2 separate regions of the Mus musculus genome follow, and region 1 is linked to region 2. Evidence: chromatin contacts called from ENCODE Hi-C or POLR2A ChIA-PET data. All regions are on one chromosome and are shown on one strand. The core of a region is the stretch at or near the end of the contact, and the rest is flanking DNA. Distances in the headings are between cores, read along the strand shown.

What was found. A loop is a pair of places that touch in the nucleus more often than their neighbours do. ChIA-PET counts read pairs that join two places held with the same protein, here RNA polymerase II (POLR2A).
Region 1: a map of heart shows a loop between it and region 2 (2.1-fold over the local background). The contact joins the promoter of Coro2b here to the enhancer-like site in region 2. A Hi-C loop is called at or near these places in 2 of 37 maps with a recorded cell type or tissue (gastrocnemius and heart). POLR2A ChIA-PET finds 5 or more read pairs at or near these places in 1 of 5 experiments (embryonic stem cell).

What each region holds. Positions count from the first base shown.
Region 1 is chr9:62,535,664-62,540,995 of GRCm38, reverse strand. It overlaps Coro2b (coronin, actin binding protein, 2B), which reads left to right and starts at 3,952. Exons shown (of 12, transcript NM_175484.3): 1 at 3,952-4,343. The coding sequence starts at 4,329. Gm39352 (a long non-coding RNA gene) reads left to right here. Exons shown (of 4, transcript XR_870833.1): 1 at 1-186; 2 at 346-1,715; 3 at 2,208-2,715; 4 at 2,870-3,115.
Region 2 is chr9:62,417,145-62,422,219 of GRCm38, reverse strand. Coro2b (coronin, actin binding protein, 2B) reads left to right here. Exons shown (of 12, transcript NM_175484.3): 12 at 807-2,728. The coding sequence ends at 938. Among named protein-coding and RNA genes, the nearest start is that of Gm40523, 4.0 kb to the right of the region's middle. Within about 2 kb of position 1,544, at least 1 of the 3 ENCODE cell types and tissues checked has a DNase peak (open chromatin) inside an H3K27ac peak, as active enhancers do; it is heart, where a contact is called at or near this core.

The sequences.
Region 1 (5,332 bases), core at 2,703-5,202, 120 kb before region 2:
GCAGGAACTTGTAGCTTAGAGGACAGATGGTGAGCGCCGATGAGTGCCGGAGGCAGGCGGCCAAGGCCTAGTGAAGCAAAAGAAAATGCTGAGCTCAAGGGAAGATGGAGAGGAGGGGGAATGCCGGCTGCTGCCGCTGAGCAGACCAGCAAGCTGGAAGGCTGAGTAGCCCAGGGCGTCTAGAAGGTAGCATGATGGAGTTGGGGGCTAGAGGACGGGGGAACACCTCCCTCTCTCTGGCTTCTTCACTAGGTCTCTCTCTCTCTCTCTCTCTCTCTCTCTCTCTCTCTCTCTCTCTCATGCTCTCCCCCTCCCCTCCCTCTTTTTTCTGGCTCTTTGCTGTAGGACGGCCTCTGTCTTTAGAACCCAGAGGATACCCACTTCTGTGGGACTTTACTTCCTAGGAAATTGAAGCCTCCTGCAGGCCAGGAACAAGCCTTCCTCCCACTGTACGGAGGCACCGAATACAGGACTGGCCAAAGCTGGGCAAGCAAGTATCTTTGGCCAGTGAAGCCGCTTGTCTAGAGGACCTGATGCTTTGCTTGTAGAGGAGGACCTGAGTAAGATGGCTACCGGGATTGGTGCTAAAGATGGCTATGGAAGCCATCTCAGGGCAGCCGGAAGCTACCCAGAATCCCCTAGGTGTGTCTGCCTTGGAGAGTGAAAGGGGGCGGGGTAATCAGAGCTCATTAAAAAAAAAAAGGCAAATAAACAGAAGTCAAAACCGTGTGACTCAGGGAGCATCAGGACATCTGCATAGAGATGCCATTCGAGCTTTGGAGGATGAGTATGAGTTTTGTGAGTTTTGTCGTGCTGAGAACAAGGGAGAAGGGCATCGGAAGTTGAGGAGAGAAAGTGGGAAAGCATTAGGGCATGGTCGCCTCTGTCATGATCAGGCACACTGAGGCTGTTCATAGGCACTCTTCTTTATAACATGATTTGTAACCTACAGCCCAAGCTAGCCTATGTTTAATTTTACATGTAACTCAATGCATGATCCAAAGAGCTCAGACTAGAGCTACGTAAATAGTAAATACCGCTACAAGTAAGAGGTAGGAACTCCCGCACCTCTGTCTAGGGCATACCCTGAAACGGAGGGTCCTGGACTCCCAGCCCAAAAGCACAGTGCCGAGGAAGAGTGTGGTTGAGCACGCTGCCCTCCATGACTGACAACAGCCAGGTGACTCTGTATGCACCCTCCTCCAGTGGGCCCCAGCAGTGCCCTCGAAAACACCTTTTTGCCAACCTCAGGGGCCACTGCATCTCCTCCTGTGGTCTCTCTCCAGTTTAAGCCCCTGACTCCATCTGTGTGTGTTCTCAAGCCTGCCTCCAAGTGGAGCAAAGCAAGATAGGCACAGTGGCTGGAGCACAGGCCGGGTGGTACTGACCATGGGAATGCTTACAGCTCTGAGTCCCTCCTTCAGGCCGATCCTACACGTGGCACCAGAGGACTGGGCATCTTGCCGGGGCATCGTGCTTATCCAGGTGTCCTTTCTATCTACGGAGATGAAGATGTGACAGAAGGAGGGAGCCAGCAGCCATGTGAGGGACCTAGAGTGTCTCCTGTCTGCCTTCAGAGCCCATCACATGGGTCCTGGGGATGGCAGATTGATGTTCCTAATTACATTTGGCTCAAGATAACATTAAGTGTTTGTCTTGTTCCCAGAGCCCACAACAACAGCAGACAGCGCGGAAGGTGCCAAGAGGCATGCTGGGTAACCGAGGATGGCAATCTGGGATGTGAGAGGGGTGATGGGTGTTGGTTGCTGGTGTTCTTGGCTGGCCCTTCAGTACTTTCTAATAGGGCCATAGGGCTGGATGGAGAAGCCTGGCAATGATGGTTCCATTCTCCTGTCTTAAGGCTCTCCTGTTCAAGACTACCATCCTGACATGGAATCCAAATCCTTCTGATAATGACCAACTGGCTGATGGGAAATGTTATGGGTCTCCTTTACATTTCTTCTGCTGATAGAACACTTATTTTGCTTGAATTGGTGTGTATGTGTGTGTTGCTGGTAATGGAACTGAGAGCCTTAATATGCATACTAGGCAAGCATGCCATCCTAGAGATACACCCTATCTTTGAGTATGTATGCATATGTGCGCATGTTTATGATGGCCAGAAGTCAACGATGGGTGTTTCTCCTTCCTCCTCTGCCTTTATTTTTGTTGTAATTGAGACAGGGTCTCTCTCTCTCTGAACCCAGGGCTCATTGGTTAGCTAGACAGGCTGGGCTGCAAGTTCCAGGGACCATCTTACCTTCACCTGATTCACACTGAGAATACAGGTATGCACTGCAATACTTAGCTGGGGATTTGAACTCAGGGCCTCAGGCTTCCCTGGCAAGCACTTTCACTGACTAATCCAATCTCCCCCGCTCCATACATCATCCTTGATTTGTTCCTGGTGACATTAAACTTTTCCTGGAGCCTTATGCATACTGGGCAAGCACCCTATCATTGAGATGCAGTGTGTGTGTGTGTGTCTCTGTGTGTGTGTGTGTGTGTGTGTGTGCTATGTACATGCTTGTGATGGCCAGAAGTCCACAATGGGTATCTTTCTCAAACATTCTTTGCCTTTAGTTTCGTTATTGTTGAGACAGGGTCATGCAGGAAGATAAATCATACCCAGGGGCCAGCTAGCTCCCTGCTGTACTGTCCCATGTGGAGACAACCCAGAGACTCTGAACTAAGTGTACAGTGGTTGGATGTCAGGTAAGGATGGGGTTCAGAGAATGAAGCCGGCATTTCTGGGGCGGGTGGGGGGGGGGTGAGGCAGTAAAGACTTGAGGCCTGGCATGACTACACCTAGGAGGGGTCTGGCGCAGAGCCAATGCCTGAGGCCTGAAGCTACATCTGCTCTCCCTAGAGACCTAGTAAAGTTGCTGCAAGGCCCCTGGAGACGGACAGGTGTTTATACCCTTCCCAAGATGCAGAAGAAGTTCAAAGATGGCAGCAGCTGTGGAGGAACTCTGTAACTCACAGACACAAGTCCTGGCTCTGTCACTGTGTCAGACCAGGTACGTCCCCCCACGAAATCTGCTCATTCTTAGGGATGCCCCCCCAAAAAACCCAAAACACCAACAAAAACTAAGATAAAACAAAACAAAAAAAACTGTAAATAAAAATATCGGGATCTATGCCAAAGCACTTTATAGTAGTTGTCACTGTGTGTAGTACTGTTCTAGAAATACAGCTGCGGAATGGAGCAGGCATCCTACCTCCCTGTTCCTGCACCTTCCTCCGGGGCAGGTGCTCACACTGGACTGCAGTGAAGAAACTCTGAGAGCAGGTGGCACACTTCAGAACCCCCGGGGGGGGGGGGGAGAGAGAGAGAGAGAGAGAGAGAGAGAGAGAGAGATGCTCCAAATACCTCATTCCCTCCTCCCTTCTCTGTGGTTGCAGCGGCTCCTTATCTGTCCAAACCGGTTTTGCCCAGGTACTCGCATGGCCATATTCAGGCAATTGTACTTGAAATTCCTGCAGCTGCTACAGGGTGTAGGTAACCTGGCTGGGATTTGCCTAGAGCAACTGTACCTGTCATCTCCCCAGTGATGTGAACACTCTTGAGGAGGGTCGGTCCTGCCTCTCTTACAGAGAGCTCCCCCTGTGTCCCTATAACTATAGAACGCAGGATCTGCAAAGGAAACCTCTAAGAAGCTTGCCACCAAGCAGAGAGCCTCTGGGCGAGTCTGGCGAGCCAACTGGGCCCAATGCCCCTCTGTCTAAGTACTTTACACTCAAGTCCTGCCACTTCCTATGTAACATGGACCACATTGGCCTTAGGCGAGCTCATCACTGAGATGCGAAGGAGTGCTTCCACGAGCCCTCCTGGCCACCCTGAACTCGTGTGGCAGCTGCGGGACCCGTAGCGGGTGGACTTTGGGAACCTCCAGGGGGCGACCAGCCCTGGGAAGGCATCTCCGGCCGCGCGCCGCGCCCGTCCAGCTTGTGACTTCACCGGGCGCCCGGAGCCAACGCGGCACCGAAGGCCGGGTCCCCGCCCACGGCCCCGGCCGCAGGTGCCAGGAGCCCGAGGGGGCAGCGCCTGGACGCGCGGGGCTGGGGACCGTCAGGCGCCCGGACTGCACTCCCGCCTCTGCCTCCGCCTCCTCTTTGTAGCGAGTCCCCGGTCGGTCCTCCCCGCCCCCCGCGCGGCCCGCCGCCCGCCTTTCTTCCTGCCTCGCCTTCCTGCGGCGCGGCGGCCTCATCTATTATAGATGCTCGGCCGCGGCTGACATCAGCCAGCGGCCTCCCGAGCGCGCGGTCCCCAGCCCGGCCCAGCCGCCTGCCGCCGCCCGCGCCCAGCCCCACCGCCCGCTTTCTGTATGACTGTCACAAAGGTAAGCAGCGCAGATCGTCGCCACGCTGGGGACCCGCGGGTGCTACAACCCCCCGGGCAGGGACTTGAGGGGCTTAGGAAGGGATCGCGCGCGCGCGCGCGCTCCAGCTCCCAGGAGTCGCTCGGCCCCCAGGGGACTACGGGATGCCGGGAGGGGATGCTCCTTTGCAGCTATCCTGGACGGTGTGGACCACATCACTGTGCGCCCCGGGACTGCATTTTTAACTCTTGTGGAAGGTGCTGCAATTTTAACCCCTGGAAAGCTGCTTCGGGCTGGCTGGCGCTCTGGGTGTCTGTCCCTCAGTGTCACGCGCCGTAAGGACTGAGGGATCCATGCTGATGATGCAGGGATGGGCTGGCCATGCTAGTCAGACACACAAGGGAGCTGAACCCCACCTGCCTGTCTTTGCCATTTACCCCAGAAGCCTGGGCCTGACTCCAAAGCTACCCTGTAGAGGCGCTGCCGGATCCCTGAGTGGCTGCCAGAGACAGGGAAGGTTCTACTGCATGGGGTGGGATGGGCAGGGAGTGTGACAGAGAGGAGCAGGTAGGCATCCTGGCAGACCCCAGTTTGGAAGAGGTTCTTGGACTTGTCACAGGAGCCCGGGTTTGTTGAAGAACTTTTTTGGGGACGTCTTCCCTGCCAATGGAAGAATGGAGTTAAGAGGAGAGACCGTTGGGGCAGTGGGATAAGCCCTGGGCCAAGGCAGATTTGAGTCTCTCTACGGAGAAGGGCTAGGCCTAGTTTGGGCTTAGGTTTCCTTTTCTGCAATGGGATAAGATGAGCCTTGGTAGTGGTGGGACAAACAAGTGAAGAGTATGAACTGTACTCTTCCCAGGTTCTGTTGGAGTGCTGACCTCACACCCTGGCATCGGCCTTAGCCGTGGATTTGGCCGTCTATACACCTTAGGCCAGACTCCATCTTTCCCAGATGCTCAGCTGGCTCTCACAGCTGAGGAGGTAGAAGCCAAGCAGGCCAGGCAGCCTGC
Region 2 (5,075 bases), core at 295-2,794:
TCTAGTAGACCCAGAGAGTCGACTGTACGAAGGTCTGCCAGGGTACCAACTCTTTACCCAAACCACTGCGCACAGACGCACACATAAGGCCAAGTGTCATTCTGTACCCTCAATTGCCTCAAGAAGAGAAGAGGGACTGGCTCTGGGTTCGATCCTCTAAAACAGAGCAACAACAACACAGATAACCCTAGCGCCTGGGAGGAAGAGACAGGAAGATCCTGAGTTCAAGGCCATGCTCAGCTACTTAGTAAGTTTGAGGCCAGTATGGGCTATATGAGACCTTATCTTTAAAAGAAAAGTCTTAGTTTTTTTTTTAAGAGGCAGAAGCAGGAACACCCGGAGTTTGAGCCATTCTCTGCTACATAGAAAGTTGGAATGTGGCCAACCTGAGCTACAAGAAAGAAGAAAAGGATTGAGGGGGGGGGGCAGAAGGGAAGTGGAGGCAGGAGGATCAGGAGTTCAAAGCCAGCCTCAGACCTGAATGAGCTAGAGTGAACCCCTATCTCAAACAAACAAAGGCTTTAGTTCAGACCCATAAAGGGGCCAGCTTGAGATGCTGAGAAGCAGCCTCCCTCCGACAGGCCTGCGTGGCTCCCATGCTTTACTGTTCTCCCATCAGGGGTAAGTAGGAGCCCCGAAGGATAACTGCAGAGAGCACCGGGCTGGCTGTCTCAGGGTGGGAAGAAGCCTGGGGCAGGTGAGCGGGCATGGCAGGTCTGGGTGGGGTGGGATGAGGCGTCTGAAAACCTTGGTCCTCCAAAGTCCTCCTCACCTACTCTCTCCCCGTACCCCTTGCTGTACCCCAGCTCCTCAGGATGTTCTTTAGGCAGCAGGATGAGATTCGAAGGCTGAAGGAGGAGCTGGCACAGAAGGACATCCGGCTCCGTCAGCTCCAGCTCGAACTGAAAAACCTGCGCAACAACCCCAAGAACTGCTAGCCCCGCCTCGGGCTGTGTTAGCCCCGCCTTGGGCTGAGTAAGCCCCGCCTCGGGCTGTTTTCCAAGCCGATCTCTCCGTTGTTTTTACTGGTCCCTAAACTGCCTCTTATCTGTAGAGCCCAGAGACAGGGCCTGGACTGGAGCTGGGGACCAGTTGGTAGACCCTACCTACCACCTCAAGAACTGGAAGCTGACCTTTGACCTCCTGACTTCATGCTAACATCGGTCCCCCAGCCTCTCCTGGAAAGCCCACCCCTGACTGGCTGCGGCTTCTCCTTGCAGCCCCAAGAGCCAGGCTTTCCCCCTTGGCTCCCGGCAAGTCTCCTCAGAGGGACAGGATGAGTGGGATTACAGCCTGGTTTAGATCTTGAATGTGTCCCCTGCAGAGGGGCTGCCAGGACCTATCTACACAGGAACCAGTCGCTCTGACCCCAGCATTCCTTCTGAAACACAGAGAGGGCTGGATTGTGGGGAGAGCGCTCTGCCCACCTTCTGCCTCCTTCTGCTCCTGCTGCCGAGCAAGCTCAAGTCATCTCACCCAATGGTTGAGCGCCTGGCAGCCCGCCCTTTTCTTTCTGAACTCCCTCCCACCCCTTTGTCTTCAGGGAATGAAGAGGATGTGCTCCATGGCCATAATGACCCTTTGCCTACCTACCCTGTGGTTCTCTTCAAAGCTCTTTTACACCACTTTTCCATTTAATTCGTGAAGCAGGCAGAGTAAGGATTAGTGTCCCTACCTGTCAAATGACAGAACCGAGGGGTCACTCAGAGGGTCAGCAGCAGACCAAGTACCCTTGGTATCCAGAGCTTTCGGCCAGGGCCCTTCCCACTGTATTGAGATGCCAATCCCCTTGTGGGCTTCCCCAGAAAGAGACCTGGAAGCCACTTCCACTGTCTGCCCAACACCAGTAGTGCCAACACGCAGGCTGAGGCTCTCACACTCAGTGCCCTGGACCCTCCTGGCCTGCGCTCCTTGCTCTCACTCTCTGCTGGGGGGGGGGGGGGGGCTCCATCTGACAGTGAGGCCTCTTCCTGGAAGCTGAGGCAGAGAGAAAGAATAGAGTTTGGCCCTTGGGCAGGCAGAGCAAGATGGCTTCCAGGGACGCTCTGCCTGTGTCTCCCTCCACCCCGCTCCCTTCCCACTCCCAACCCTGCTATCTCAGCCACTTTCAGCCTTACACACACAGGATGACCACAGCCACTCCACCCACATAGCACTTTAAAGTTTACCCAGGTTTTTGACACATAGATCTCACCGACTCGTGCATCTGCCCTACTTTACAGTGAAGGTAACCAGGAAATGGCCCTCTGCACGCAGCTCTGGGATGCGGCATCTCTTTGGTCCTCTACACGCTTGCTTTAGCCCCTCTCCCCTCCCTCTCTCCATTCTCCACCTAACACATGGAGCTCAAAAGCACTGGTGTCAGGACAGTCACCGCCCTTTGGGTAGAGGAGATGTGGGGACCTCGGTCACCGGCTGGGATCTGCTATACATAGGACACTTCTTGCCTGCCCACCCTGCAAAACTTCCCAACTGCAGATGCCCTCCAGGCGAGCTGAGGTGAGATTTCCCCAGCCCTGGGGCCTCTCCTCTCCAACCACCGACGTTCCCCACTCCCAGCGTGCTAAAGCGAGTTCTCCTCCCCACCACCACAGCTAGACTGTCAGCTCTCATCTCCCCTCCACACTTCTGGAATTTTCTTTCTCTCCATTGACCTTTGTGGTCTTCTGTGATTATTTATGCTGCCTCCCAAGGTTAGAATTGAAATAAAATGTTTTCAGGTTATCAAGCCATGTATCAAGCCATGTTTTCAGGCTATCGTGGCCATGTCATTTAGCCGCAGGGAGATCCTACGTTGGTCACCTCGTTGTCTCTGTGGCCAGCGGCACATTCGGCTCCTCTGTCTTTCTGAAATGACAGCTACCTCTGTACAGCTATCCTGCCACATTCTGTTCATCTGACACTGTTGACAACCCCGGGGACGACAGTGCTTTGCTGCGGGGGCTGTCCTGTACACTGTACACTTGTCAGTGTCCCTGCCTGCCTTAACACTCCAGGTGTCATGGCAACCTCCTCCTAGTTTTGACAGACAAAAATGCCCTGCATATTATTCAGTGTAATTCAGAACTACTGTTCTGGGGAAAGGGACCCACCACCAAACCTGACAGCCTGGGTTGTAGAAGGAGAAAACAGACTCCAATTATCCTCTGACCTCCACGCGTTTGACATGGCACTCTTGGGCACTTGTATACATGGACACACATATAAATATTAAAATTTTTTACTTCAAAAAAATTGATAACGTGTGCAGTACCAACAGTGGCCAGAAGGTGGCGTCGGGTTCCCTGGAGCTGGAGTTACAGATGGATGTGAGACACTATGTGGGTGCTGGGAACTGAACATGGGTCCTCTGCAAGGGCAGCCAGTGCTCTAACCACTGAGCAACCTCTCCATATTTCCTTTTTTTTTTTTTTAAATAAACTACCTCTTACAGCTATTCAAAAGGTATTTGCTATGGACAAATATAGTGGTTCATACCTATAATTCCACTCTTAGAGGCTAAAGCAGGAAGGTTATCAAGGGTTCCAGTCCAGCCTGAGATACACAGTAAGAAAGACCCTGTTTCAAAAGAGGGCAAGGCACACCAAGGATGTAGATCAGTTGGTAGGATGCTTACCTAGAATGTGTGAAGCCCAGAATCTGATCACAGGCACTACATAAACCAGATGTGGCAGCACAACTTTGTAATCCTAGCACTTGGGAAGTGGGGACAGGAAGATCAGAAGTTCAAAGTTAACCTTGGTTAAATAGGGAATTCAAGACCAGCCTGGGCTATATAAAGACCATGTTTGTTTTGTATCTAATCCTGTGCTGGGGTCTGGGAAGACTAGTGTCTTACACTGGACCGGTACAGGCTGCAAGGTACTGGTCCATGCATTTGACTCCCTAGGTTCTGTTACTGGGCTGGTATGGCCGAGATCACTGAGCCAGTGTCGTGGGGAAGCCGAAAGATAAGGGTCTTCTGGGTCTGGGGACAGAGGAACTGAGGGGAGCCTGCTTAGGAAGGAAGCTGGGTTCTCTCTTGAGACCAGAAATGGTGGACACCAGTACTCTCTCACCAAGGCAGGCCTGTCTGAGAAGAGGGCTGTCAGTCTACCAAGGAGATGGATGCCACAGGTAACTGAGGGGAGCCAGAGGAGCTAGCACAACTTAAGTGGGGAGCATCAGGAGACTGTAGGGGAACTGCACACAGAACGCTGGGCCAGGTGAGGGTTTAAATCCCACTGTGGCCTCAGTGTGGGAAATCCTGCCTGTCACTCATCTGCACGGGTTATCATTTTCCCAACCTGTACAATAAGGGGTAAGAACAATTCCCAGGGCCCCTTCCTGGTCAAACACCTGAGATTTCCGTGGTACCAGCTGCCCAGGGGATAAAAAAGTCCCCAAAGCTGTGCATTGCCTGACATAAGTGATACAGACAATCTCGCCAAGAAAAAGGGAAGCAGCTCGGGGCTCCTGTGAGGCCTGAAGGCCTGGAGTTTCTGCTTTTAGATTAATTCTCAAACCCTAAGTTTTCAGGAATTCTGAATTCACTCAGAGTCTGGTCCGTGTACGCTTCTGCTCATCAGATGTCAGGGAACCCCGGGCTGTCACCTGGCTGAGACCGCCCTGCCTGGGCCCAGGGGAGCAAGGAAAGGTGTGCACATGTGCATGTGCCTTCTCCTCTGCCCCGCCTGCTTCTACCCCAGCAGAACAGCTTATAATGGTAAATTACCTACAGTCAGTAGGAGCCCATGTTCCAAACTGTGTTTGTTGAGTAGTCACCTTCCCATTGGCTATTTATGTGTCCTTAGAGTCTTCCTGTGCTGTGCTGCGGTTGTAGCTCAGCAGAGGGCTGGCTTAGAATGCTGGAAACCCTGAGTTCCGTCCCTGTCACTGCATAAATCAGCCATGGCAGTCTCAGCACATAGGAGGTGGAGGCATGAGGTCCAGAAGTTTGAGGATATCTTTGACTATGTAGTGAGTTCAAGGCCAGCCTGAGCTACATGAGACACTGTCTTAAAAAAACAAAACAAAACAAACAAAACAAAACACTTAGGCTATGATAACTTTTACTTGTAGTCTTGTATGCTGGT